2 separate regions of the Homo sapiens genome follow, and region 2 is linked to region 1. A link is a loop called in an ENCODE intact Hi-C map of the cell type or tissue named here. Cell type or tissue: chondrocyte. All regions are shown on one strand. Region 1 holds the start of MAGED1 (MAGE family member D1). Region 2 holds the start of NUDT11 (nudix hydrolase 11).

The links. Peaks named below come from ENCODE experiments on the same cell type or tissue, not always from the same donor. Only the 100,000 strongest peaks of a DNase experiment are listed, where the experiment ranks them.
Region 2: it touches region 1 in a loop (10-fold over the local background); 3 of 110 quality-filtered maps call a loop at or near these places.

What each region holds. Positions count from the first base shown.
Region 1 is chrX:51,892,892-51,896,891 of GRCh38, forward strand. MAGED1 (MAGE family member D1) reads left to right here and starts at 732. Exons shown (of 13, transcript NM_006986.4): 1 at 732-864; 2 at 1,378-1,458; 3 at 2,162-2,869; 4 at 3,518-4,000. The coding sequence starts at 1,414. RefSeq lists enhancers at 27-146, 787-876, 1,189-1,238, 1,459-1,508. In chondrocyte, a CTCF peak has its summit at 1,830; DNase peaks (open chromatin) are centred at 660, 1,440, 3,666, 3,978 and 1 weaker place.
Region 2 is chrX:51,494,937-51,498,936 of GRCh38, forward strand. It overlaps NUDT11 (nudix hydrolase 11), which reads right to left and starts at 1,656. Exons shown (of 2, transcript NM_018159.4): 1 at 1,015-1,656. The coding sequence starts at 1,508. RefSeq lists a silencer at 1,727-1,846. In chondrocyte, no CTCF peak of the experiment used is centred here; a DNase peak (open chromatin) is centred at 1,735.

The DNA of each region.
Region 1 (4,000 bases):
TGACATCCACTTCCCAGGGCTGCTGTGACAGGAAGACAAGCCCCAGCACAAATCCTGCTGTGATGTACAAGCTGTGCCCTTCCCTCCTTTCCTCCCCCAACACACACAAAATGAGTCCATCACCGGAGCTGCAGAAAGAAAGGGAAGAAACTAACGTTCTTTCTGCGTCTGGGAGCTTGTGGGGGCGGGCAGGGGGTGAGGGAGAAATCATGGAGTCACGTGGCAGCCACAGACTTACTACTACTACTTTGTTAGCTCCAATAGTGTATCCTCTCAGGCCATTCCGTTTCCTCAGCAGAGGTCTAACACTTGTTGCAATTAGAGACCCCAAACAGAGACCTAAGCATGCTGGACAAGGGGGTGGAGATGCAAGCCGGCCTGACAGGAGGGGCCTTGAATAGGGGAGGGACGGAATAGAGACGCATTGCGGAAAAGGTAGGGGGCCGGTGTGTGGGGCAAGGGGTGGGACCAAGAGGCACAGCGCATCTGTGGGGGAGGGGGCGTAGAGGAAGGGGAGGTGCTGTTGTATAGTGTCGACCTGGTTGGTGGTGGGGTGGTGTGTTGGCAAAGGGGGCGGGACCGCCTTCCAGCGCACATGCGCATCATGGTCTCCAGGACGAAGCTTTTGTTGGGAAAGCAGGCGGGACTGACTTTGGCTCTTCAGTGTTTGCGCATGCGCGTAACGTCCTGAGGCGGTGGGTGGTATATTAGGCGAAGAGGCGGGGTCGCCCAAGCTGCCGCGCTGGCATTTTCTCCTGGACAAGGAGAGAGTGCGGCTGCTGAGAGCCGAGCCCAGCAATCCCGATCCTCTGAGTCGTGAAGAAGGGAGGCAGCGAGGGGGTTGGGGTTGGGGCCTGAGGCAAGGTGAGAATTAGCCCCCAGACTGGGCATCTGCCCCCTGGTGCGGGCCCCCATTTTTTTTTATCCCGATCCCTTCACCCTGGATTCTGAATCCCCTTCCACCCCCCAAACCCCAATTCAATGCCCCTCCCGATCCTTCCTGATTCAAAACCCCTGTCCGATCCCTCCCATCGTTCGAAATCCTCAGATTCCTTGACCTCGATCTGTACTGTTAGATGATTCCTCCTGACTCAAAACCTCCATGCAACTTCCCAAATGCGAATCCCAACCCAACCGCACCCCCGCTCCGAATTCAGAACTCATCTGCTTCCCGATCCCCATTTGAAGCTTCGCCCTGTCAGTAGCTTCTCGGGGTTCAGAACCTCCATCTGGACGCCCATTCACTTTTACCGCTCCGATCCGTTCCTCCTCACATTCACCTTATCCGCCCGCACAGTCAGACCACAGTCACCCCCCTCCCAATTAGGTCCTTCGTATTTGCCCTCTGTAGTATAACGCCCTGCCCCTCTCCCACAGCCCCCAGGCTCCGCTCTTGCCAGAGGGACAGGAGCCATGGCTCAGAAAATGGACTGTGGTGCGGGCCTCCTCGGCTTCCAGGTGAGATCTCCACTCCCCACCCCACCATTTCCCCAGCCGACAGTCACCCCTCCCCGCGGGCCTCTTTGGTCTCCCAAACGCCGGGATCCGGTTTGACCCTATTTAGTGACTAGACTCCGTGGGCTTTTCGAATTCCCATCGTTTATCGAAGGGGGGGAGGGGCGTCTCTTTTCAGCCATCAGTCCCTGCTCAGAGAGAGGGGAGACCCTGTTAGTAGTCAGGGCAATCTGCCCAGAGAATGCGGGGTGGGTAAGGAACCATTTTTTTTTTTTTCCAGAATCCTGACGCTTGTAGAGCAGTCTGTCACCCCCTCCCCCAGCCTCCTGCCTCCACCCTCCCTCTTTCTGCATTCCCCACTCTGTGCGACCCCCCTTATTCTCAACTCCGCGATCCGCCTGCCGTCCTGAGCTGCTACTGCACGCCTCTTGGAGCGTCCCCGGCTCCTGTTCGTGCCCACTTTCCGCATACCGCCCCACCCCTCATTTTGCCCTTGCCCTACTTCACCCCTGCCACATGTTTAGTACCCGCCTGGTCCCCCATCGCCCCTCGCGGGCCCCCTAGATCTCTGCCTCAGCCCCCCTGTTTTTGCACCCACCGCCCGCCTGCAGCTCCGCTGCTGCGCTGCCACCCGGGCTCCCTATTCCCACCCCACCTCCTGCCTCAGAGGCCCAGAGATTTAATTTTTTCCCCCCTGTGTTTGCAGGCTGAGGCCTCCGTAGAAGACAGCGCCTTGCTTATGCAGACCTTGATGGAGGCCATCCAGATCTCAGAGGCTCCACCTACTAACCAGGCCACCGCAGCTGCTAGTCCCCAGAGTTCACAGCCCCCAACTGCCAATGAGATGGCTGACATTCAGGTTTCAGCAGCTGCCGCTAGGCCTAAGTCAGCCTTTAAAGTCCAGAATGCCACCACAAAAGGCCCAAATGGTGTCTATGATTTCTCTCAGGCTCATAATGCCAAGGATGTGCCCAACACGCAGCCCAAGGCAGCCTTTAAGTCCCAAAATGCTACCCCAAAGGGTCCAAATGCTGCCTATGATTTTTCCCAGGCAGCAACCACTGGTGAGTTAGCTGCTAACAAGTCTGAGATGGCCTTCAAGGCCCAGAATGCCACTACTAAAGTGGGCCCAAATGCCACCTACAATTTCTCTCAGTCTCTCAATGCCAATGACCTGGCCAACAGCAGGCCTAAGACCCCTTTCAAGGCTTGGAATGATACCACTAAGGCCCCAACAGCTGATACCCAGACCCAGAATGTAAATCAGGCCAAAATGGCCACTTCCCAGGCTGACATAGAGACCGACCCAGGTATCTCTGAACCTGACGGTGCAACTGCACAGACATCAGCAGATGGTTCCCAGGCTCAGAATCTGGAGTCCCGGACAATAATTCGGGGCAAGAGGACCCGCAAGGTGAGATCTCTGCTAACTTCATTTTGCTTTGGGGCTGTCTCCTTTCTTCTCTGAGGGTGTTCATTTGTTCTAAACAAAACAATGTATGTAACTGTATTCAGCTAGGCTATAGGGCATTTGAAGAGAATGTTTATTCCTGTCCTCCGGATGTTCACAAACTGATGGGGAGATAATACATGGACACAAATAATATATACAACCTGTATGTAATTCAGTTTACATTTTGTTATGTTAGTAACCACCATGTGTTAAGCCTTGAGCTAGGCACATTCACACAGGTTGTCTCATTAAACCTTAAAGGCACCTCCTACCAGGTAGGGATCATAGTGCCAATTTTACAAAGAAGGAAATTAAGTGCCAGAGAGGTGAAGTGACTTGAGTGATTTGTTCAGGGTGGTACAGGCAGAACCAGTGGTGGACATAGGAAGAGGAGAAGCCTCAGGCCCCATCTTTGGGTTGCTCCTGGCCTGGCTCGGAGATGAAACTCCTGCCTGGAAGACAGTGAAAGACAAACCCAGGACTCAGGGTGACCAATGGCTAGTGGGTCAGGCTGTCACTACAGGTGAGGGTTTAGAGGGCATTCCTGGAATAGATAAGGTGAGGACACAGAACCCACTGGTGATTCTGAACTTCTCTCTGATGATGCAGATTAATAACTTGAATGTTGAAGAGAACAGCAGTGGGGATCAGAGGCGGGCCCCACTGGCTGCAGGGACCTGGAGGTCTGCACCAGTTCCAGTGACCACTCAGAACCCACCTGGCGCACCCCCCAATGTGCTCTGGCAGACGCCATTGGCTTGGCAGAACCCCTCAGGCTGGCAAAACCAGACAGCCAGGCAGACCCCACCAGCACGTCAGAGCCCTCCAGCTAGGCAGACCCCACCAGCCTGGCAGAACCCAGTCGCTTGGCAGAACCCAGTGATTTGGCCAAACCCAGTAATCTGGCAGAACCCAGTGATCTGGCCAAACCCCATTGTCTGGCCCGGCCCTGTTGTCTGGCCGAATCCACTGGCCTGGCAGAATCCACCTGGATGGCAGACTCCACCTGGATGGCAGACCCCACCGGGCTGGCAGGGTCCTCCAGACTGGCAAGGTCCTCCTGACTGGCCGCTACCACCCGACTGGCCACTG
Region 2 (4,000 bases), 400 kb before region 1:
AGCGGAATGTCACTACATTCAAATATGGGAGGGAGACCACTTTCAAAAACGAACTTAAATCCAGAGAACCATGGTTCTTCTATGGTATCCAGTAAGGGGCAATGGGAGTTGGAAGTTGAGTATGGGAAATCAAATTCTGTGAATACGGTTTTTCTGATAAGATGTGTTTGGCTAGCAGATCCTCCGCAGCATCTATTCAATAAGGTTAATCTACATGGGAAATAGCCATTTGAAGTCAGCAGTGAAAAATTACCACTTGTGAAAATTTTTTGAAAACCAAATGATCTACATATAGAAACAGAAAAAGAAATTTCTGAAAGGGGCAAATGAGATCCCATTTCAGAAGCTAAAGTGACTGTAGAGTGCAGAAAGAGCACAACATGTAGGATTTCCCAATTTTTAAAAAAATTCAAAACTGATCTTTTAAACCAACTCCCACCACAGAAGGCCTCCCTGACAACAAGGGCGAACGCTGTGAAGGAGAAAACTAAAGGGGAAAAAGAATACTAAAAGATGCCACACAACCAAGCTGGTCAGACTTTAAAGGCCTCCACTACCAAACAAACCACAAGGCTGGTATCAAAAATGCGCACGCACGCTCACCCACGAATATGTGTGAAATATAAAAGAACCAAAAACATCACAGGGCGCACAGGCAGACACACACTCCACACACAATCCCCACCCACCCCTCGCCCCCCACACACACCTCCCAAAAGCAGGGTGAACAGTTAAGGCACCTAAAACCCCAAGCCGCATAGGCTTCCCCGAAACATTTTACAGTGTAACCAAGAAGCGATTTTGAAAGCATCTGAAAAACGTGCAAACTGTCTTGAAAACAGGGCCTGGCAACTGAGACAGTTTGCAAGCGTGATTCAGAGGGTCTGCCAAGGAAACAAAAGAAGCCTCCCTCCTCCCCGTGAGACCGCACATGGCACGAGAGGTGCTCCAGGCGGGACGCATTTTAAGCGAGGCAGACAAATAGAAGTCTGCGCGAGCGCAAGCGGTACATACTAGGGATCGCTATCTGGCGAGGATGGGGCCATGGAGTTTCCATTGGTTGGGGAACCGCCCAGCTTTAGTTTCTCCAGATATTCGGCGTGCACGGGCTTGTGGCACTGGAGAACCTTGATGGCATCTTCGACTTTGAACCACTCTCGCTTCCTCCCAATGCTAACCGAATCTTCCCAATCCTCCAGCAGCTCCGTGACAGTCAGTACATACACGTACGTTCTGTGCTTGCGATCCTGGTTCTGTTCGAAGACGCCCAGGAGCCGGCCTAACTTCCCCTTGACTCCCGCTTCTTCGTACACCTCTCGGACCGCCGCACCGCCCGGCTCCTCCTCGGGCTCCATGCCCCCGCCCGGCACGATCCAGCGGTCCGGGTACCGGCTGCTACTCACTAACAGGACCTCGTCCTCGCGTTCGCTCCGGAAGCACAGGCACGCCGCCCGCTTCTTGAACCCCTCGGGGTCGTAGGTCCGCGTCTGGTTGGGTTTGCACTTCATCCTCGAGGCAGCCTCCTCGAGGCAGCCTCCTCTCGCCTCTCGCTGCTGTGTGGGCCGCCGCTGCCGCTGCCGCCGCCGGGGAACAGCCGAGGTGCTGGGAAGAGAAAGGGCCGAGGCGAGGGGCGGGGAAAGAGAGGCGCCTCCGTCTGCCCGCGAGCCCGGGGAGCGGAGGGAGAGATGAAGCTGGGCGGGGCGCAGGCGGAGGCGGGGGCAGCGAGGCGCGTCAGCCAGTCGGCCAGTCCGATGGGCGGCCGGCCGAACCCGGGCCCGCCGGAGTGGAGGAGGTGCCGCCGCCCGCGAGCCCGCGACTGTCCACAGACCCCACTCGCTTGTCGGGGGCGCGTCTCCCTCCCTCCGCCGCCGGGTAGGGTTTGAGCGAGGTGAGGCGCATTAACGGACGCGTCCGCGCTCCCGTTCACGTGCGCGTTCGCGGCGGAGGGCGAGGGGCGGGGGCGGGGGTCTCCTGGCTCCCGCAGCGCGCGACGCCTCGGGCCCACTGCGCAGGCGCCCCGCACCCCTGGGGGCCGAGAACGTCGTTCGCGCACTGTGAAATACACCGCATTGTGACTTTGGCCGACTGCCTCCACGTGTGCCTTTGACCCAAACGCGACTGTAGCGCGGCAGGACGTTTCTCCTCTCCCTCCCCACCGCGCTGCACGAAACCCACACGCAGCCGTTTTACACACGACAGAGGCAAGGGCATCGTCGTCATCATCCTCCCCCACGATGAACCATTCTGGCTTACTCATGGGACCTGGGCCCCGGTGTTGTCAAAACGACCCACGGGATTCTTGGCAGAATAGCCGCGCATCCTTGCTGAGTCACATGATGCAGTTTTATTTCTTCAACAGGTTCCCACCTTGCCGAGCATCCTGGCGCAGCTAGTAATTTAACGCTTTTCTTAAACCCCTGTTCACAACCTGCCTGACCCCTTTGTGTCTCAGTTTCCTCATGGGTACACTTCTCGCCTCCTTGTTGCAGCCATTTGCACTTCGATGCAGTACACCTTAAAGACCAGAGCACCACCCATCTAGTATTCCTGCGTTAAAGCCCAAGACATTCTCTCATTCTCCACACACTCCACCCTTGTCTTTCTCTTTGATAAGCACCACTTGGGGGTTGGGAAACCATTCACGTGGAGATCCCCTCCTATTCCACACTTTGATTTTTATTTATTTTTATTTATTTTATTTTTTATTTTTTTATGGCAAGAAACATTTATTATTATTATTATACTTTAAGTTTTAGGGTACATGTGCACAATGTGCAGGTTAGTTACATATGTATACATGTGCCATGCTGGTGCGCTGCACCCACTAACTCGTCATCTAGCATTAGGTATATCTCCCAATGCTATCCCTCATTAAAGACTCAAACGTTAGACCTAAAACCATAAAAACCCTAGAAGAAAACCTAGGCATTACCATTCAGGACATAGGCATGGGCAAGGACTTCATGTCTAAAACACCAAAAGCAATGGCAACAAAAGCCAAAATTGACAAATGGAATCTAATTCAACTAAAGAGCTTCTGCACAGCAAAAGAAACTACCATCAGAGTGAACAGGCAACCTACAAAATGGGAGAAAATTTTTGCAACCTACTCATCTGACAAAGGGCTAATATCCAGAATCTACAATGAACTCAAACAAACTTACAAGAAAAAAACAAACAACCCCATCAAAAAGTGGGCGAAGGACATGAACAGACACTTCTCAAAAGAAGACATTTATGCAGCCAAAAAACACATGAAAACGTGCTCACCATCACTGGCCATCAGAGAAATGCAAATCAAAACCACAATGAGGTACCATCTCACACCAGTTAGAATGGCAATCATTAAAAAGTCAGGAAACAACAGGTGCTGGAGAGGATGTGGAGAAATAGGAACACTTTTACACTGTTGGTGGGACTGGAAACTAGTTCAACCATTGTGGAAGTCAGTGTGGCGATTCCTCAGGGATCTAGAACTAGAAATACCATTTGACCCAGCCATCCCATTACTGGGTATATACCCAAAGGGCTATAAATCATGCTGCTATAAAGACACATGCACACGTATGTTTATTGCGGCACTATTCACAATAGCAAAGACTTGGAACCAACCCAAATGTCCAACAATGATAGACTGGATTAAGAAAATGTGGCCCATATACACCATGGAATACTATGCAGCCATAAAAAATGATGAATTCATGTCCTTTGTAGGGACATGGATGAAATTGGAAATCATCATTCTCAGTAAACTATCGCAAGAACAAAAAACCAAACACCGCATGTTCTCACTCGTAGGTGGGAATTGAATAATGAGAACACATGGACACAGGAAGGGGAACATCACACTCTGGGTACACTTTGATTTTTAAAAGACTCCCGCCGTGAGACTCCCGCAAGGTCACTTGCTGCTCTCTCACCTCTCTCTCTGGTCCTCCTGTCCTCTTGGCCAGGAAATGGCATCCCATCGCCAAAAATTTAACAACCTGGAGCCTTCTTT